Regions from separate parts of the Homo sapiens genome. Here region 2 is linked to region 1. Evidence: read pairs that join two places in POLR2A ChIA-PET (ENCODE). Cell type or tissue: Panc1. All regions are shown on one strand. Links, peaks and the distances in the headings refer to the core of each region. The heading gives the core; the rest is flanking DNA.

The links. ChIA-PET counts read pairs that join two places held together with the same protein. Peaks named below come from ENCODE experiments on the same cell type or tissue, not always from the same donor. Only the 100,000 strongest peaks of a DNase experiment are listed, where the experiment ranks them.
Region 2: POLR2A ChIA-PET joins it to region 1 with 6 read pairs; 2 of 35 experiments call an interaction of 5 or more read pairs at or near these places.

The regions. Positions count from the first base shown.
Region 1 is chr1:23,071,807-23,076,806 of GRCh38, reverse strand. KDM1A (lysine demethylase 1A) reads right to left here. Exons shown (of 21, transcript NM_001009999.3): 14 at 4,610-4,683; 15 at 3,404-3,515. Among named protein-coding and RNA genes, the nearest start is that of MIR3115, 30 kb to the right of the region's middle. In Panc1, for the core only: no CTCF peak of the experiment used is centred there; a DNase peak (open chromatin) is centred at 2,581.
Region 2 is chr1:23,449,747-23,466,504 of GRCh38, reverse strand. It overlaps ASAP3 (ArfGAP with SH3 domain, ankyrin repeat and PH domain 3), which reads left to right. Exons shown (of 25, transcript NM_017707.4): 2 at 10,311-10,383; 3 at 10,479-10,624; 4 at 13,734-13,808; 5 at 14,977-15,026. Among named protein-coding and RNA genes, the nearest start is that of ASAP3, 26 kb to the left of the region's middle. In Panc1, for the core only: no CTCF peak of the experiment used is centred there; no DNase peak of the experiment used is centred there.

The sequences.
Region 1 (5,000 bases), core at 1-5,000:
TATTTTTAGTAGAGACGGGGTTTCACCACGTTGGCTAGGCTGGTCTCAAACTCCTGACCCACCCACCTCAGCCTCCTAAAGTGCTGGTATTACAGGCATGAGCCACCACGCTCGGCCTTCCCTGGATAGTTTTTATCATTCCAGTCCAATACCACTAAGTCCGGATCTTCTATGGTGGTTAGGGTAGGGAGGTGGTAGGGGGAATGATGATTCAGGAAATTCAGATGATTAAACATCATTCAAGTTTATTTATCTGGCTTTTGAATACATTACAGACTTGAAGGATATCAGGGTCACAGTCCTGATTACATTTTCTTTTACCTGAGAGCAAAATCAGTTTTTATTCTTTAAATTTACAGGTTTGAAGTTGAGGAAGATTTCCAAAACTAAGTCAGTCAAACTAGATGAAGGTAATCTAGGACCATAAAGAGTGGCCCAAGACAGTCCATACAGTAAAAAAAAAGTCAGGAATTGACCAGGAATTTAAAGATCCCCAAAATGATCTTACTTCTTTGAATTTACTGAAAATTTTTCTATGTAACATTTTTTTTGTAAGCTGGTAAGGATTTCTAATTTCATGAAATTCTTGGGGAAATTAGATCAAAATACTGGGCTGGCAGCAACACTCTACTTCAGCTGAAATCACTCATTTAAAATTTAATACTATTACAAATAGACACATATTGAAACATCAAATGATAAATCAATGACTAGAAGGGCCTAAGTTAGTATTTACATGAAAAACCACAAAGGAACTGGTAGTTCTGCAAGACTTTATCTCTAACAAGTCCAACTCTTCAAATACTAAAACTATCAGATTATAATCTAAAGATTAAGAAGTCAAAATAATTTTTTTTTTGAGATGGAGTTTTGCTCTTGTTGCCCAGGCTGCAGTGCAGTGGCGTGATCTCGGCTCACTGCAACCTCCGCCTCCTGGGTTCAAGCGATTCTCTTGCCTCAGTCTCCCAAGCAGCTGAGACTACAGGCATGCGCCACCACGCCAGGCTAATTTTGTATTTTTAGTAGAGATGGGGTTTCACCATGTTGGCCAGGCTGGTCTCGAACTCCTGACCTGAGGTGATCCGCCTGCCTTGGCCTCCCAAAGTGCTGGGATTACAGGCATGAGCCACCATGCCCAGCCTGTCAAAATAATTTTTATTAGGAAAATGTATAATGTAAACTAAAATATATAAATAAAAATTTAATAATTTACTTCTATACATTTTTTTTTTTTTTGAGATGGAGTCTTGCTCTGTTGCCCAGGCTGGAGTGCAATGGCGCGATCTCCGCTCACTGCAGCCTCTGCCTCCTGGGTTCAGGCAATTCTCGTGCCTCAGCCTCCCAAGTAGCTGGGATTACAGGTGCCCGCCACCATGCCCGGCTAATTTTTGTATTTTTAGTAGAGACAGGGCCAGGCTGGTCTTGAACTCCTGACTCAATTGATCCTCCTGCTCTGGCCTCCCAAAGTGCTGGGTTTAAAAAGGCGTGAGCCACCGTACCCAGCCTATACAGTCTTAATTCTGGCCAAAGTCTCAGATTTAGAGATTGGTCCAAGAAGCCTTGTGATTTCTCACTTGAAGAGTAAATCACACTGAAATTTAAGAAAAGATGGTATAGCCCTGCTCACTGAGAACTATAAAACATCACTGACATAAACGAAAGAAAACTATTTTTGGAGAAGTATACTGTATTTAAGGATAAGAATATTCAATATTGTTAAGATGGCAATTCACCCTAAATTGACCTAGAAATTTAATGCACTCCTAATCAAAATCCCAGAAGGTGATTTTTGTAGAAATTGACAAGTTGATTCTAAAACTGTTATGGAAATACGTACCTTAAAATAGCCAAAACAATTTCAAAAATGAACAAAGTTGGAGAACTTACAAGACAGTATGATAGTGGCATATGGATAGACAGATAAATTAACAGAAAAGACAACCCTAAATACTCATGCTTACATGCCAATTAATTTTCAACAAAGGTGCCAAGACAAATGAAGAAAAGGATAGTGCTGGAATAATAATTACATAACTATATGGAAAAACATGAACCCTTCACTTACCTTTCCTTAAACATAAAAATTAACACAAAATGGAGTATAGACCTAAACATAAGAGCTAAACCCATACAATTTCTGCAGGAGAACACAGGATAACATCTTTGTGACCACAGGTAAGACAAAGATTCTTTTCAAGATAGAAAAAGAACATGGTTTAAAAGAAAAATTTTATAAATAGGAATGGGAGTCCAAGGCAGGAAGATCACTTGAGCCCAGGAGGTAAAGGCTGCAAGGGAGCCATGATCACACCACTCCAGCCTGGGCAACAAAGCAAGACCTTGTCTCAAAAGAAAAAAATTAAAGTAAAAACTTTTACTCTTTGAGACAGATTTAGAAAATTAAAGACAAGCCACAGATGACAAGGAAATAAATATTTGTAAAACATAAATCTGACAAAGGACTTCTGCCTAGAATTTAAAGAACATAATAAACTTCAAACTCATCAACAAGCAGACAATCAGACTTTTTTAATAGGCAAAAGATCTGAGCAGACATTTACTCAAAGATGACATATGAATGGCTCATAAGCTCAGGAAGAGTTGCTCTACATCACTAGTCATCAGGGAAATGCAAATACTACTATACCTATTAGAATGGCTGACATTTTAAAAACTGGCATTACCAAGATTGGTGAGGATTTGGAGAAAATGGAATTTTCATACATTGCTGATGGGAAGGCAATTTGGAAAATAGTTTGGAAGTTGATTTATAAAGTTAAAAATCCACTTTCCATAGTACCCAGCAATTCCATTCATAAATATTTACTCAAGAGAAAGACATGAACATTCTTAAGCAGCTTCGTTCATTAGCAGTCAAAAAAGGGAAACAACCCAAATGCCCATTAAGGCACCAGTGGTATATCCACACAATGGAATTCTATTAAATAATTAAAAGGAACAAACTACTGATACAGGCAAAAAAGATGAATCTCAAAAACTTCATGCACATCTCAAAAACTATACTAAGTGAAATATATCACACACAAAAAGCTATGTACTGTATGATTCACTTTATATGAAACTGTAGAATAAACAAAATTACAGTGATAACGCAAATCAGTGGTTGTCCAGGGCCAGGAGCCAGAGCATGGGGGATTAACTACAAAGAGGCAGGAGAAAACATTTCAGGATGATGGGCATGTTCTATATTCTGATTGTGTGGGGGCTTATGACTGAAGTCTGGCAAATCAATAAACTGTTCACTTAAAATAGGTGAATTTCACTGTATGTAAATGATGTCTCTTACTAAAGCTGTTTAAAAACACACATACAAAATTAACTATTTCTCTTACAATCCCTCTCAAAGGCATGTGCAATAAAATAAACAATAAGGGAAACTTACCTGATCCCAGTGCTTAAGGGAGAGAGTTGAGAGAGGTGTGGCATTAGCAAATTCAAGATTTGCAAAATGCCAATCAAGTATTTGTCTGTCTCTTGATGAGAGATATACATCACTGCAAAAGAACAAAGGACTACAGGATTATTAAAAGATATCACTAGTTCTCTCAGTGTGATGTAGGTGATCTCAGTAACTGTGTCAGAACCTAAGCCAGGGCTGTGCCTTATATGAAGAAATTACAAATCAAAAAGTAGCATCTTATCTGTCTTATTAACCTCTTTATCTCTGATGTCTAGAGCAGTGCCAAGCTCACTACGTAAAGCAAATTACATGTAGGCCTCATTTGTCTGAAGGAAAAAAAAAAAAGAATGCTTCATATGAAATCACCTTATATCATAAAAGCTTACTAGTTGTAAAAAATGTCTTATATTTTACACACAGCATAGACTCTATAGAAAGGATGGGCAGGCTGGATGCTGTGGCTCATGCCTGTAATCCCAGCACTTTGGGAGGTCGAGGCAGGTGGATCACCTGAGGTCAGGAGTTCGAGATCAGCCTGGCCAACAGGTGAAACCCCATCTAAAAATACAAAAATTAGCTGGGCATGGTGGTGGGCACCTGTAATCCCAGCTACTCAGGAGGCTGAGGCAAGAGAATTGCTTGAACCCAGGAGGTGGATGTTGCAGTGAGCTGAGATCACATCATTGCACTCCAGCCTGGGCAACAAGAGCGAGATCCCATCTCAAAAAAAGAAAGGGTGGGTAGCATTCTTGAATACAGAACAGAACAGATTTATGTGGAGGCTGGATGCAAGTGAAAACATTTCACCAGCATTCACTGTCAAAAACCCAGTGGAAATAAAGTATAATACCCCGCTAGTTTCCAAAATTATGGAAGTGTAAAGCAACAGCAACTTCTACCCTCTCAAGAAAGATAATTTCCATCTATTACATCTTTATCCAAATATCAGATCTTACGGAGAAAGGCTCTCTCTTTAGAAACAATCTGTTTAGGTATCTAGGACACATTAAAATACAGGAGCAGGGGATTTAGAAACCTCAAAAGTAGTCACACATTCATTTATTTAACAATTTAAACCACTCACTGAACATAAATAAAAGCTCATTATGATTTAGAATTTTCCTTCCAAATCAAGCTGAAAGAACAGTAAAAGCTCTCCCTCTGAACTTTTGTGTTTGTTTTCCTTACCTTGGGGGATTCGCTTCCAACTCCTGAAGTTTTTCTTCTAGCTTTCCTTGTGTTTCAGCTAATTCATCATATTCCTGATAAAAATTAAGTGAACCTGAGTTACCCTGAAGGGTCAGATATCCACCTAGTTTCTTTGTACCACAAAGTATAAGGTCTGGATCATATTTCCTCTTCAGATCATGTACAGGAAGTGTGGCTCAATTTTAGGCTGGGGTTAGATAGAGCTGAGAGATTTTTGTTTTTGGAGACAAGTTACAGTTGGGGGCCTGGAATATTAGGGGGAGGCAAGGAGCACACAGGAGAAAATAATGGAAGAAACATACTAGTGTGCTGCAAAGTGGGGATGAAAAATCATAGCAAGCACCATTTCATAAGCATGCCATGTCCCTGG
Region 2 (16,758 bases), core at 691-5,690, 390 kb before region 1:
CACAAAGGGCAGTGCCAGCAGCTGGAATTTAGGCCTTGTTTAGGGCCAGCCAGGGTAGGCTGCCCAAAGGACTCCAGTGGGCTTTCCAAGCTCAGACGTGTCTCTTACACTAAGATGTGTTTCAGCCACCTTTGCCCAGTGCCTGCCAGGCTCTTGCATGGATCCATTGACTCTTAGCTTTGAATGAAATCTAAATAGCTGTCCATTCTAATCCAAAATCCAGTGTCTGAATCACTCTCTAGCACCTAAAGTATTTGAATACTTCAAGTGACAGGGAGCTCACTGCCTTCAGGGGTGGCCTGTTCTTCCTTAGAAATGTCCCCTGTTTGAGCTGAAGTCTGTTTCTGCCTCCCTAACTTCCACCTCTCAGTCCTGGGAATCCTCTCTGAGGCCAGCCTGAACAAATCCGTTTTCTTTTCAGTAGGACATCCTTTACAGTGTTTGTATTCGGGGCCTCACCATTGCTGTCAACCTTGTTTTCCTTGGACAGATCTCCCTCTGTGCCCTGCCTTCTCCCTTTCCTAAGCCTGAGGGGATGGTGAGGGAATATGGTAGAGGTGGTAGAATTGGGATTTAGGTTTGGAGGCAGATCCAGTCCCAAGATCAAATAAGCTGTGCCCCCTAACTTTGTGGGGCAGCTTAGAGATGGGGAAAGAACATTGGCCCTGGATTTGGCTAGTCCTGGATTTAAATTGTAACTCTGGGCCAGGTGCAGTGGCTCATGTCTGTAATCCCAGCACTTTGGGAGGCCGAGGTGGGCAGATCATCTGAGGTCGGGAGTTCGAGACCAGCCTGGTCAAGATGGCGAAACCCTGTCTCTACTAAAAATACAAAAATTAGCTGGGCATGGTGGCACACGCCTGTAAACCCAGCTACTCAGGAGGCTGAGGCAGGAGGATCGCTTGAACCCAGGAGGCAGAGGTGGCAGTGAGCTGAGATTGTGTGTCTGCACTCTAGCCTGGGCGAGAGTGAGAGTCTATCCCCCCCCCAAAAAAAAAGAAAGAAAAAAAAGAAAAAAAGTTACAGCTCTGCCACTGTTCATCACTGTGTGACTTGGACATGTTCCTCCTCCTGACAGCTTCATCTTTAAAATGGGAATGGCAATGCCTTCCTCAAAGAGTGGCCAGGATAGTGACAAGTAATGAGGCTGCACAGAGCAGGCACTTGGGACATGCTGCTTGCACTCTCCCTGCCCGGCGGCAGAGGTCTGCTGTGGTCCCTCTCCACCTGTGCTTCCCCACAGCTTGCTGACGAGGATCAACATGGAGTTGGGGGTGTGGGGAGATATGTTTAATTAATTCAATGAAAGTTGAGAAATTCCTAAACCAAATTCAATTTAATTTTGAAGTAGATAACATTTTTAGTTATCAAATAGTGGACAGTATTCTAAGCACTTTACCTATAGAATTTACTTAATCTCCCCAGTAACCTTATGTGGTACGCAATATTATCATCTTCATTTTATGAATGGGGAAATTGAGGGACTGAGAGATCACATCAGGTACCTGGTGGAGCTGGAATTCAAATCCAGGTAGTTTGGGGACAGCCCCATACTTTTAGCAATGATGATGTACTGCATCTCTGAAGAGAATTAGAACAGTAATTCCCAAACTTTAGCATGCATTAGAATCACCTGGAGGGCTTGTTAAACCACAGATTGCTGGACCTCACCCCCAGATTTTCTGATTCAGCTGGAGAATTTGCTTTTCTAACAAGTTCCTGGATGATGCCTGCTGCTGGTTGAGGGCCCCCACCTTGAGAATCTCTGACTATCAGGGATTAAATGGGCCCACCTGAACCCAGAAGCTGATTTTTTTTTTTTTTTTTTTTTTTTTTTTTTTTTTTAAGACAGTGTCTCATTCTGTCACTCAGGCTGGAGTGCAGTGGCATGATTATAGCTTACTGCAACCTCGAACTCCTGGGCTCAAGGGCTCCTCTCATCCCAGCCTCCCAAATAGCTGGGACTACAGGTGTGTGTCACAGCACTTGGCTAACTTTTTTAAAAAATTTTTTGTAATGGTCGGGTGCAGTGCCTCATGCCTGTAATCCCAGCACTTTGGGAGGCCAAGACAGGAGGATCAGTTGAGGTCAGGAGTTTGAAACCAGCTTGGCCAACATGGCGAAACCCCATCTCTACTAAAAATACAAAAATTAGCCGGGCATGGTGGCGGGCACCTGTAGTCCCAACTACTTAGGAGCCTGAGGCAGGAGAATCGATTGAACCTGGGAAGTGGAGGTTGCAGTGAGCCGAGATCACACCACTGCACTCCAACCTGGGCAACAGAGAGAGACTGTGTCTCAAAAAAAAAAATTTTTTTTTTTTTTGGTATAGATCGGGGTGGGGGTCTCACTTTGTTGCCGAGGCTGGTCTTGAACTCCTGGGCTCAAGCGATCCTCTCACCTTGGCCTCCCAAAGTGCTGGGATGATAGGAGGGAGCCGCCACACCTGGCTTTTCCTTCATCTATCCAGTTTCATGGGAAACGAGGGCTGATCTCACACAGAGGCAGAAAACAAACCACAGTAAGAACCATACTCATGTTTTCCAAATGCCTCAAGCCTTGCCATGTTTGTGATCTCATTAAGCCTCACAGTAATTCTGTGAGTTAAGCAGAGAATGGATTTTTCTGCCTGTAATCCCAGCACTTTGGGAGGCCGAGGCAGGCGGATCACGAGGTCAGGAGTTTGAGACCAGCCTGGCCAACATGGTGAAACCCCGTCTCTACTAAAGATAAAAATTAGCCAGGCATGGTGGCGGGCACCTGTAATCCTAGCTACTCGGGAGGCTGAGGCAGGAGAATCATTTGAACCTGGGAGACGGAGGTTGCAGTGAGCCGAGATTGTGCCATTGCACTCCAGGCTGGGCAACAGGGCGAGATTCCATCTCAAAAATAAAAAAATAAAAAAATAAAAATCTATTTTAAAGGAGAGGAAGTTTAGAAAACTAGCTGGGCTAGTATCACCCAAGGAGATAATTTTGGAGATGCTGGGGCTAGAATCTTAGTTACTGACTCATCATAGCACTCTGGAAACCTCTGCCTTTCCTCAAAATACCTTCCTTTCCCCAGGCTACTATCAGAATCGTCTCCTTAAAACTAAATTTTTTTATGAGTGTGTGGATGAGTGGATTAAAAAAAAAAACCTGCATTTCTTTAGCTTAAATCTTTGAGCCCTATTATACCACAGGATAGGTGTTATCAACCAGTGTAAATGATTTTCAGATATTTTCTTGAGAAAGGAGTAATTAGAACTTTTCCCTTTTCATGCTCCCTATGGGCACTTGCATGTTCTTAAGTCTGTGGTTCTCTTGAAGGAAGGGGCCATGTCTTATGTGTCCCCACCATCTGGCACCATGCCTGGCTGAAACAGTCACCAAGAAATGCTTGTTGAAATGAATGAATGAATGGAGGAACTATGTTCCTGTCCTTGTCCATTCTTCCCAGAGCACGCCTCCCTTCCTGGCAGTCCTACCATTTTTTACCAAGCATTCCCTCCCCTCTACCTCATAGTGTAGTCTCTTTAGTCTCTTTTCTGCCTGTCCAGGGGCCAGAGTTAAGCAACACAGCTTAAGGGACGCCTTCCCCATTCCTTCAAAGCAGACATGGCTCTGTTTTCCCTGGACTCCCAGGAACCTTCCATCATAGCCCTCATCACATTGCATGATAAGTGTCTGCTTATAATGGCTTTTTCTTCCCTTCAATGATGATGTCCTTGAGAGCTGAGATTGTGTCTTTTTTGTTTGTTTTTTGAGACGGAGTCTCACACTGCCCTCCTGGCTGGGGTGCAATGGCGTGATCTCAGCTCACTGCAGCCTCCGCCTCCCAGGTTCAAGCGATTCTCCTGCCTCCGCCTCCCTAGTAGCTGGGACTACAGGCACATGCCACCATGCCCGGCTAATTTTTTGTATTTTTAGTAGAGACGTGTTAGCCAGGATGGTCTCGATCTTGACTTCGTGATCTGCCAGCCTCAGCCTCCCAAAGTGCTGGGATTACAGGTGTGAGCCACTGTGCCCGGCTGAGATTGTGTCTTTTTTACACAGGGTGTAGTGGGCACTCAATAACTAATTGAATGAATAAACAGCCATGTGAACTTGGCTGCCAAGAGCAGTAGGGACGGGAATGGTATCTGGCTGGGAAGCTGTTTCCTGATAGATGTCTGACAAGGGCATCGAAAAACAGTTTGTGGCCGGGCGCGGTGGCTCACGCCTGTAATCCCAGCACTTTGGGAGGCCGAGGCAGGCGGATCATGAGGTCAGGAGATCGAGACCATCCTGGCTAACACGGTGAAACCCCGTCTCTACTAAAAAATACAAAAAATTAGCCGGGCGTGGTGGCGGGCGCCTATAGTCCCAGCTACTCGGGAGGCTGAGTCAGGAGAATGGCGTGAACCCGGGAGGCAGAGCTTGCAGTGAGCCGAGATTGTGCCACTGCACTCCAGCCTGGGCTACAAAGCGAGACTCCATCTCAAAAAAAAAAAAAGAAAAGAAAAACAGTCTGTGAGTGATTCGGGTGACTTGTCTCCCTTTACCAGTTAGAGCTAGTTTCAGCCACAAGTGGCAGAATACCCAGTATAACAGTGGCTCAAATAAGAGATTTCTCTTTCATATTAAAGAATTCCACAGATAAGTAGACTGGGGCTGCTAGGGTAGTTTCCTAATCACTAGGGACAAGGCTGATATCTTGTTGCTCCGCCATCCATAACAAATGGCTTCTACTTCATGGTCCAGGATTGCTGCCTGAGCTCTAGACATCGCCAGCACATTGTAGCCAGAAGAAAGGGGTGACAGAGGGTACCCTTGCATTCCCCTTTTTTCTTTTGTTTTTTTTTTTTGTGGGGGGGTGCGTTTGAGACAGGGTCTTGCTCTGTTGCCCAGGCTGGAGTGCAGTGGCACGATCACAGCTCACTATAGCCTCAACTCCCTGGGGTCAAACAGTCCTCCCACCTCAGCCTCCTGAGTAGCTGGAATTATAGGCCCATGCCCCATGCCTGGTTTTTAATTTTTTGTAGAGACAGACTCTCACTATGTTGCCCAGGCTGGCCTCGAACTAGGCTCAAGCAATCCTCCCGCCCCAGCTTCCCAAAGTGTGAGATTACAGCCGTGAGCCACCCCACCCCAGGCCCTTTTTTTCTAAATTAAAAAAAATCGACTTTATTTTTTAGAGCAGTTTTAGGTTCACAGCAAAATTGGGCAGGAAGTACATAGAGTTACCATATACACACAGCCTCCCCCTCTGTCAACAGCTCTTACCAGAGTGGTACATTTGTTTCAATGACCATACATTGACACATCATCACCAAAAGTCCATAGTTTACATTAGGGTTCACTCTTAGTGTTGTACATTCTGTGGGATTGGACAAGTGTATAATTCCATGTATCCACCATTATAGCATCATACAGAAATGTTTCCCTGCCCTAAAAACCCTCTGTGCTTCACCTGTTCCTCCTCACTACCCCCATCCCTGGCCACCACTGATCTTTTTACTGTCTCCATAGTTTTGCCTTTTCCAGAATATCGTATAGTTGAAATCATGTAGTAGCCTTTTCAAATTGGCTTCTTTCACTTAGTGATGTGCATGTAACTTTCCTCTGCATCTTTTCATGGTTTGATAGCTCATTTCTTTTCAGTGATGAATAATATTTCACTCTCTGGATGCATGACAATTTCTTTATCCATTCACCTACTGAAGGACATCTTGGTTGTTTCCAAATTTTGGTAATTATGAATAAAGCTGATGTAAACATCCGTGTGCAGGTATGTATACGTTTTCAACTCATTGAGAAAATATGAAGGAGTATGATTGCTGACTCATTTGGCAAGAGTACGTTTAGTTAAGAAACTGTCAAACTGTCTTCCGAAGTGGCTGTACCATTTTGCATTCCCACCAACAATGGGAGTTTCTGTTGCTCCACATCTTTGTCAGTATTTGTGTTTTGGGGTTATTTATTTATTTATTTGTGTGTGTGTGTGTTTTTGTTTGGTTTTTTTTTTTTTTTTTTTTGAGATGGAGTCTCACTCTGTCACCTGGGCTGGAGTGCAGTGGCACTGTCTCAGCTCACTGCAACCTCCGCCTCCTAGGTTCAAATGATTCTCCTGCCTTAGCCTCCCGAGTAGCTGGGACTACAGCGGTGTGCCACCACGCCTGGCTAATTTTTGTATTTTTAGTAGAGACAGGGTTTCACCATGTTTGCCAGGCTGGTCTTGAACTCCTGGCCTCAAGTGATCCACCAGCCTCAGCCTCCCAAAGTGCTGGGATTATAGGCGTGAACCACCGTGCCCGGCCTCCCTTTGCCAGTATTTGGTGTTGTCAGTGTTTTGGATTTTGGCCATTCTAACAGGTGTGTAGTCCCTCCCTTCCTTTTTATTTTTCAATTTTTTAAAGCCACTTTATTGAGGTAGGATTGACATGTAAAAAGCTATACATAGTCAGTGTATACAACTTGATGAGTTTGGGGGTTATCTCCCTTCTTTGTAAGATACTTTTTGGAAGTTAACAATTAAAATATTATATTCCATGGCCAGGACTTAGTCCCATGACCACAGTTAGCTGCAAGGTAGGAAATGTAGTCTTTATTCTAGGTCGCCAAGTGGCCATCTGAAAAGTCAGGTTTCTTGTGAAGGAAGAAGAGAGAATGGACACTGGGAGCCACCCAGTGATCTCTGCCACACTGCAGGGAAGGGAAATCTTCTCAAACTTGCTTAAAGGAACTTCGTTGGGTGGATTCAGGGGTATTTCATGGAATTTCACCAAAGACATAATGTGTGGAGGTTGCCTCTGAAGAGGTAGCATCTGGAAAGTTGCCAGAAACCAGCACCACTCTTCCTCTTCTGCCTTGCTGTGGCGGTGTGGGGCTTGTTCATGTCTTTCTACACATCTGCTCTGTTCTTTTCTCTCTGCATGTGGCAGGAAGGACATCCCAGCTTTAGCATTTCAGTCAGTCAACTAGCTTTCCAGAGCCCAATTCCAAAGTCCTTGGAGAGAGAATCTGATTGGTCCAGCTTGGGTCAGGTGGGAGAGAGAATCTGATTGGTTTAGCTTGAACCAGGTGTCTGTCGACTCTGGCTAGAACAAACAAGGCTGCAGGGGCCCACCTCCAGAGGAAGGGAGGGCAGTTTTCAGAAAATGGGTGTCATGGGATGGGAAGACTCCTCAGAATGTATCTAGAGCATGAACATACTCCTCTCAGGTCCATGTCCCAGGACTTTGCAAACCATCATTCATTTAGGTAAACATTTATTGGGCACCTTCTGTGTGCTAGGTACATGGATCTGCCCTCTAGGGATTTTGGAAATTTTTTTGGAAATTGTTCATATCTTTTTTTTTTTTTTTTTTTTTTGAGATGGAGTCTCGCTCCCATTGTGCAGGCTGGAGTGCAGTGGTACCATCTCAGCTCACTGCAACCTCCACCTCTCGGGTTCAAGAGATTCTCCTTCCTCAGCCTCCTGAGTAGCTGGGATTACAGGTGTGCACCACCACGCCCAGCTAATTTTTGTATTTTTAGTAGAGACAGTGTTTCGCCATGTTGGTCAGGCTGGTCTTGAACTCCTGACCTCAGGTGATCCACTGCCTTGGCCTCCCAGAGTGCTAGGATTACAGGCGTGAGCCACTGTGCTGGCCCAGTTGTTCATATCTTTAACCTGAATTGTCTTTTAGAGCGAAATCATAGCTCCTTAAATTACTCACCTTTTAGCTTTCCAGGTTTCAAGATGGGGATCAAGGGATTTGGTAAACACATGCTTCTGTTTCCCCATCTGGATTTTGGGGAACCATAGAAGTGGCCATGTTCTTGCCTCTTTTTTTTTTTCTTTTTCTGTTGGCCAGTTTAGAAAGAAACGTTCTCCCCTCCACCTCTTTGTCTCTTTAGTAAGAAACATTTTGGTTGTTTTTTGTTTGTTTGCTTTGCTTTTTGAGACAGGGCTCTCTCTGTCACCCATGCTGGAGTGCAGTGGCGCAATCAGGGCTCACTGCAGTTTTGACCTCCCCAGGCTCAGGTGATCCTCCCACCTCAGCCTCCCAAGTAGCTGGGACTATAGGTGCATGCCACCACATGGAGATGGGGTTTCGCCAAGCTGTCCAGGCTGGTCTTGAACTCCTTGGCTCAAGTGATCCTCCTGCTTTGGCCTCCCCAAGTGCTGGAATTACAGGTGCACCCCACCACACCCAGCTAATTTATTTATTTTTTCTTTTCGGTAGAGACAAGGTCTCACTATATTGCCTAGGCTGGTCTTGAACTCCTGGCCTCAAGTGATCCTCCTGTTTCTGCCTCCCAAAGTGCTGGGATTATAGGCATGAGCCACCATGCCCAGCCTCATGTTTTAACCAACTCAAATATGATGCCGTCTCCTTAATCTTCCTGATTCTTTTGTTTTCTTTCTTCAGCCCTGGGATGGGCCTCCACGGATCTCAAATATGAAAGTGTCTCAAGTTCACACCCGAGGAGGAGAATGTTAGATTTCTAGCCCCTGTAGGAAAAGCACCTGGAACTTGGCAGACCTTCCTAGCATCAGCAGCAGCTGATGATAACGATCACAGGTGCTGTTCATTTTGAACATACTCCATGCCTAGCACCAAGCTAAATCCTGTATTTGCATCCTCTCATACATATAGCCCTCATACCAACCCTGAGAGGTAGGCATCGATTTCCCCATTTTACACATGGCTAATCAGGAAGCTCAGAAAGAATAGGCAACTTGTGCCCGGGCACGGTGGCTCATGCCTGTAATCGCAGCACCTTGGGAGGCCGAAGCGGGTGGATCACTTGAGGTCAGGAGTTTGAGACCAACCTGGCCAACACAATGAAACCCCGTCTCTACTAAAAATACAAAAAATTAGCCAGGTGGTGGGCACCTGTAATCCCAGCTAGTCAGAAGGCTGAGGCAGGAGAATTGCTTGAACCTGGCAGGCAGAGGTTGCAGTGAGCCAAGATTGTGCAACTGCACTCCAGCCTGAGCAACAAGAGCAAAACTTGGTCTCAAAAAAAATAGGCAACTTGTTCAAGGTCACATAGCCCCCGAGTAGTGGAGCTGAGCTTCGTAACTAGACCCCCCTTCCTCCAGAGGCTTCCCACATGCCACCGGCCTCTGAGAACACTCCACATTGCCTCTGAGTTCTGCCCTATGCATGTTCTCCTGTGGGTATCATTTTGAATCTTTGGCAGTACCATTTCCAATGTGTTTACTAACTCTTGTCATGTAACTCTGGAAATCAGACTCTGATCCCATTTTATTTTTGTCACTGGGAAGAACAGCTGGGCTGGGGTCAGGGTGGGGCTGTGGTACATGGATGGAACACTGTTCTGTTGCACCCGGGAAGTCCAGCTCTGTGGCTTCCCCACCATGTGTCTCTCGGTAAGGGCCTCCCATCTCTTGGCTTCAGTTTTCTCATCTGTGGGCCCCTTCCAGCTCGACATTCTGTGTTTTCCAAGTTAACTGTGCATTTCGCAAGGATTTCATGAGGTTGTCAACTTCCATGCCCCACTGAAAGGGGGAGTGTTTCCCATCTAGGCTGAGCCTGCTTGGGGCATGTGAGACTTGCTTCTTGCCATCACATCTCTGGCCTTTCCCACATTCTGATGTTTGTTCTGCAGCCTCTGGGCTTTGGGGTTATCTGGTGTTGTCTCTCCAGTTCTCCCCAGTGGTGATGGAGTGTGCTCCCGCCACCCTCTGCCATCTCCCCAGACTCAGGTAACTGAATGCCTCCAACCCCTCTCTGCTCACCCATAGCATCCTGGCCTCTTCCTCCTTGTCCTGACATAACTGTTTATTGAGCCTGGGGTTTGGTGAACAAGTGTACCCTGCTTTGTATCTTAAGGGAAGATAGAGATGTGTGTGTTCTCCCCTCTGGCCTTTTGCTCAGCATTTTGTACATATTTACAAATCATTCATCTTCTCAGCAACTCCACAAGTCCCCTAGTATCATCCCCATTTTGTAGACAAGGCACTCAAGGCTCAGAGAAGTTAACAGATTTGTCTAACGGACACACCAGCTACTGCCAGAGGCAAGATTCAAACCCAGGCCTGGCACACCCTGTCATGCCACGTACCTTTGACTCACTACATTTACGCTGCATTGGATTCAGGGAGAAAAGTCTGTGGTCTTCTTGGAGTGGTGTGACTGGTCTGTGGTTTCTGTGTGGTTTTTTGTTTGGTGGGGTAAACAGGAAGACCCTAGGGATAAGTTCCAGAGGACAGCAAAACTCAATGTATTTGTTTGGAGGGCGGTTGGGGGGTGGAAATCATAGATACAGCGTTCCTGAAGGAAGCACCCTATTCCAGCTTGGCATCCCTGAACCTCTGTCCACATTTGCTTCCAGATCTTGGAAGGAGACCAAGCCATCCTGCAGAGAATAAAGAAGGCTGTGCGGGCAATCCATAGCTCCGGCCTTGGTAAGTGAGCCTCCTGGGTGCCCCGCCTGGTCAGGAAGCCCCTCTCCCAGCCCCAGCCTGGAGCTAACTCCAAGCTCCCGTCTGTACCTCCACAGGCCATGTGGAGAATGAAGAGCAGTACCGAGAGGCCGTGGAATCCTTAGGCAACAGCCACCTGTCCCAGAACAGCCATGAGCTGTCCACAGGCTTCCTAAACTTGGCCGTGTTCACCCGCGAGGTTGCTGCGCTCTTCAAGAACCTGGTGAGGCCCCTGTCTCTTCCTTGCCCAGACTCAGGGTAAATCTAGTGGTCTTAAGAACCTGACTGGGAAAGGGTCCGTTTCCTTCCTTCTCCCAATTTGCCCTTGATCTCTGACCTGAGTTCAGACCTGAGGTCCCTTTCCAGCCCTGACCCTTCTTTTGGATAATCCTCCTTTCTCTCTGGCTTCTTACCCAACTAACTCTTCTCTCTGTTCTCCTCCTTCTCTTCACCCAGGAGCAGAGGGGGTCTCACAGCAGGGAAGAGCCCCGTGCAAGGGAGGGTTCCCTGGAGGAGCTTTGGGATAAAGGAGAGACAGGCTCGGGGGTTCCTACCTTTATACCACTACTGCTGCCACTGCCACCACCACCGCTGCCACCGCCTCCTCCTCTCCTCACTCCCTCTTTGTCCTCTGCTTTCCCAATCCACATCTGCTTCGTACTTAAATCCCAGGACCTGTCCCTGCCTCCACAAGCGTCTCAGCCCCTGTACATGGCCCAGTGGCCTCGGGTTGCTTCCCGATGGCCTCCTTGGTGACTGCCTCCTCTCTGGTCCTTCAAGTCCTTTCCTCAAGGCCACCCTGTGACAGCAGCTCTTCCCATGTGCAGGCACAGTTCTCACTAGTTCATGTGTTCACTCATTCGATCCGGATGCACAGCTCTGTGGGGCTGGTGTGACTGTTGTCTCCACCTTACAGGCTAGGAAACTAGGACCTCAAGGTTAAGCAGCTTGCCCGAGGTCACACGGTTCGGTTTGAACCCAGGTTGTCTGGCTCCAGAGTCCAAGCATAAGCCTGGCTACACTGCCTCCCAGGAAAGCCTCTCATCTCCCTCCAGGCTCCATGGCACTGGACCAGCTCTTGTGGCTCCAGTCCTACCCAGCATCCTCCCTGGTTGGCAGGGGCCACATCATCCTTGAGAGGCAGTGTGCTCAGTGGTTAAGCACCCAACCTTGGACCTAGACTCCAGCTTGGAATCTTCACTCTGCTGCTTACTAGGTCAAGTCACTCAGTCTGCCCAAGCCCCAGGTCTCTCATCTGTGAAACTGGGATAATAATGCTGCCTACCTCACAGAGCGGTAATGAGGATTAAGCAAGTTAGTGCCTACTTTATGGTAAGCGCTCAGTAAATGTTGGCTAATATTATATTAATGGCAAAACAGCAATTACTTTTGCACCAACCTAATAAAATCTATCATTGTTATAGCTCTTGGCATAGCTGTGCCTCGTACACTGTCCTGCATGTAAAAAGCCTTTAACAGTGTTTGAGGCTGGGTGCAACATTTCAAACCTTAATCCCAGTGGTTTAGGAGCCTGAGGTGTGTGGATCGCTTGAGCCCAGAAGCTCTAGACCAGCCTGGGCAATGTAGTGAGACCCTGACTCTACAAAAGTATGAAAATTGCCGGGTGCGGTGGCTCACGCCTGTAATCCCAGCACTTTGGGAGGCCAAGGTGGGCGGATCACTTGAGGTCAGAGATTCGAGACCAGCCTGGCCAACATGGTGAAACTGTCTTTGCGAAAAAATACAAAAATTAGTTGGGTGTGGTATCAGGTGCCTGTAATCCCAGCTACTCAGGAGGCTGAGGCAGGAGAATCACTTGAACCCGGGAGGCGGAGGTGGCAGTGAGCTGAGATCATGCCACTGCACTCCAGCCTGGGTGACAGAGCGAGATTCCATCTCAAAAAAAAAAAAAAAAAAATGCCAGGTGTGGGGGCGTATGCCTGTGGTCCCAGCTACTCGGGATGCTGAAGTAGGAAGATCAGTTTAGCCTGGGGGAAGTTGAGGCTGTAGTGAGTGTGATCACACCACTGTGCTCCAGCCTGGGTGACAAAGCAAGACCCTGTCTCAAAAAAAAAAATAGTGTTTGAGTTCAATTGAATTAGTGTCCTTCTTTGTCTTCACCTCTTCTCTCCCTGTTTCAGTCAAACTAGTGTTTCCTGGGGGTCTGCTGTCTAGTGGACATTGTACCAGGGGTTGGTGACACAGGAAAGTGTCAGACTGCCTCAGAGAGCCACAGTCTAGTGGGGGAGAGAAAAACTAGGGTGTGGACTAGTGTCAAGAAATACCAGCAGCATGGCACAAACTCAAGGACCCAGCAGCTGGTGTCAGAGGCCTAGTGCTGCCATGGTTCAGAAAAGGGGAGATCAGCATAGACCAGGCGGGAGGAGTAGCCAGGAGAGACTTCCTGGAGGAGGAGAGACCCAAGCTGTACCTTGGAAGCTGGTTGAAATATTAGGCCTCTTTAGGTTGCGAAATCACAGAAACCCAACTCAAACTAGGTTAAATTTTTAAAAGGGAATTCATTAGCCCCTGTAATGAGAAGTCCAGGGGCGCAGCTGGCTTAGGCTCTATCCTTTCCTCTTAAGGTAGTTTCTCTGTCTCTGCTCAGTGGACAGGATAGCCCAGCAGGCCCAGATGCCCATCTTACCAAAATAAAGATGGTCTTTCTCCCACAACTTAGGCAGAAAAATCCCAGCGAGGATTGTGATTGGCTGGCTTGGGTGCGTGCCTGTTCCCTATCCAGTCCCTCTATCCTGGGGCTGGGGTGCCCTGCTCAGATCTGACTTCTGCGTTTACCCCATCTGACCACAGAGGAGGAGTTCCCCACAGGAAAGGGGGTTCTATGACCATTAATAGGGGAGGCTCTGAAGCGTTAGCCAGCCCAGAACAACAGACGTGCACTACAGGTCAACTTGAGAGAGTCAGAGAGGAGAAGGGAGGCTGCTCCTGGCGAGGAACAGGGGAGAGATTGACTGTGGGATGCTGCTGGAGCAGTGCAGCGATGAGGCTGGAGCCATCAGGGAAGGGGCTCACTCTGACACACCTCGGCCTCCCCTCCTGCCCCCTTTCACACAGGAAGCCTGGCGGGCAGCAGGTCAGCCATCCTAAGCAGACCCCAGAGCTGGATCCTCTAGTCCCCCCCCGCAGGCTCAGCACTCCTGCCATGACGGTCCCCCTTACTTGGCTGTCATCTCTTTGATAACATCTTTTCCTCTCCCCTACTTCCCTTCCCCGCTGCTCTCTTTGCCAAGTGATGCTTCACTGTACACCGAATCCCTAGGGGCTGGATGCCGGTCACCTGAGGCGGGAATGAGCGTCTCTGTTTTTTCCAGATTCAGAACTTGAACAACATTGTCTCTTTCCCCCTGGACAGTCTGATGAAGGGGCAGCTGAGGGACGGTCGACAGGTGAGTCTCCATGCTGGGAGTGGTGGTGGGACAGAGTAAAAGAGGGGTGGGCAGGAGACTGTTGGGGGGCAGGGCTGGACTGAGGGTGGAGGCCAGGTGAAGGGGCTGTCTTAGCGGGAGTGATGAGCCTGGGGAGGTCTGGAGGACCTGGCTCGGGTCAGCCTAGGATGGCTGACCTGCTGTCTGCCAGGCCCCTTGTGTGAAACATGTCATGTAAATCTTACAACCATCCTATGAGGTAGGCTTTGTGGGTACACTCATCCCCATTTTGCAGTTGAAATTCGAGGCCAAGGGAGTTAGGTAACCTGCTGATGGTTTACATAACTAGGAAGTAGAGAGCCCATGTGGGAATCCAGGGATCCTGAATCCCATACTCGAGCTGCTTTCTCTGTGCCTGGCAGCCCTTGGCTGGATGCAGAGTGGAGCTCAAAGAAGGTGACAGAATAATCTCTCTGGGCAATCTGCCCCAGACGGCCCAGGGGAGGAGCCGTGCTCCCCCAAGAGGGTTCCCTCCCTGCCCTAGGCTGCCAGCGTGGCACCAGCCTGCTAACCACACAAACCAGACAGGCAGCTTTTTCACCTTGGGAGTCTCGGGGTTGTTCAGAAGGGTGTGAGCAGCCTGGCTGGATGAGGCTTAGGCAAGCTAGGCAGGGGGTAGTCAGGTCTCCCTGGTTTGCTGTATGGCCTGGGGTAGACTTCTCAACCTCTCTGTGCATGTTCCTTGACCTGTACCCTTGCTCTAAGAGGATGATCTAGCACCAGGCAGGAGAAAATGCTGGGCTAAAGTTAGGCAGGGGGAATTTGGCCTTCATCCTCCCATCCTCATGGTCATGACTGATCTCTCTTCTGAGCAAGAGGACTCAGGGTAGAGCCCAAAGATCTCTTCACACCCCAAGCCATGGCCCACCAAACCTGACTGATTCTTGGCATCTCTGGGGAGGAGAAGGTCTGCTGGGAGGAGGGCCTTAGCTCTGAGAAATGGGGTCAGCTGAGCCTGTTTGGTGGGGGCAGGTTTGCAGCAGGACTGTGGGGGCAGGGGCTGGTTAGAGAAGGGCTCTGAGCAGCTCAGGGGAGCACACTAGCAGGTCCTCCTACAGGCAGCAGAGCATACTGTTTATTCCAGTGCTCCAGCTTCCCTCTGGGCAAATTGTCCTTTTTTAACCCACAGGATTCCAAAAAACAGCTGGAGAAGGCATGGAAGGACTATGAAGCCAAAATGTAAGTGGCCACAGCCAGGGTCGTTTGTCTGGGAGAGTAGCACTTAGGCTGGATAGGGAAGAACCTAAATGCTGCCGAGACATGTCATCCAGAATTGGGTGACATCTGGCTCTGTAGAGGCATTTACAGCAGATTGTTTATACCCAGACCTGACTGGATTCTGGGGACTGGGCCACGAGACCACCAAAGGAGCTATTGTGAAGGGACCTCAGGATGCTGCTCTCAGAGTCCCATCTGCTCAGTGGTGCCAGACATGGGCAGGGATGGGAAGGAGCTAGCACTGACCAAACACCTCCGCGTGCTGGCCATTTAATCTTCACAGTCACCCTGTCATGTGTGAGAGAGGTATTAGTATCACAATTACCACAGGAGGACTCAGAGAGGTTAAGTCACTTGCCCAAGGCCCCACAGCTTGGCAGAGGCAGAACTGGGGTTTATGCCCCTTGCTCCTCGTTCCTCAGTGTCAGTTGGTATATCTAGAGAAGGAAATGGCTTTCTGTGTCCTGTGCACACCACACGATACTCCAGATCTCTCACCAGCTACTGGGACATCATGGGGAAAGAAGGAGCCTCAGTCAACCAGTGGCCAATTCCTCCTGGGCAGAGACTCCTTGGGCTCTGTCTTATGAGGAGTCTGTCCAGATCCCAGCCTTTGCCCTCTGCCCAGCCAGGCCCATACTGTAGAGCATTGTTTGTGCTTTTTTGTAAAATTTTGTTTTCTCTTGCATTTTGCCAAAGCAATTTATGCTTATTATGAATAATTTTGAAAATATGGAGAAGTAAAAGAAGAAAAAAAATTAATCATCCTTAGCAGAGGCTTAGGGTTATGGCAGGCGGATAATACTCTCTGTTGTTTGAATTTTTTTTTTTACAAGGTCTGGGTAACATTGCAGTTTTCATCATTAAAAAAAAAAGGTTGGATGGGGAGAAACTACCCAAAAATAGGAGAAAAATTCTTAATTTTCAAGCCTAAAATATTAACATTTTAACATTTATTTTTCTATGTATGAAGAAATGTTTTTATAAAAATGAGATCATAACAACATACTGTTTTGTAATCTGCTTTTTTCATTCAAAAAATACATTGTGGCCATCTTTGTACACCATTACATATTCTTCCACATCAATCAAACGGGTGTGCCAAAACCTGCATAAGCCATTATGTATTTAATCTGTTCCTGTCATTGGAGAAGCATCCTTGGATTTAAATATTTGTCCCTACTCATAATTATTTTTGCAGGATCAATTTCAAGAAGTAGATCCTGGAGCTTTTTATTGTTCCCTCAGCTCCCAGAGCCATGGCACCGCTCCAAGTCTGAGGCAAGGTCACATCTTGTCCCTGCACAAGCATCTCCAGCCCCAGCTGTGGGCATAGATCCTGTGATGAAGGGTGTAGACACTGTGTGGCCATCCCTGTGGGGCCCTATCCCTGCCTGTGATGGGGCACGGCCATCTGCTCTCACTGGAGGCCCAGGGACGGGTAGTGAGGGCACAGGCTGACCTTGTCTTCATGATTTGCTGTGGGGCCACATGGCCCTCTTCTTCCTGAGTTACCTTAACTAAGCCGTTAGACTTTCGGGGATCGTCTACCAAATAGAAATAATAAGCTCTACTCTGCTGACCTTCCCAAAGCAGGTCTGCTTTTCCTAGGTTTCTATATTGAGCCTTCCTGTAGCATTTCATTTACAGGCCAGACTCCATTTAGTTGATGGGAAAGGGGGCTTGGCTGAGG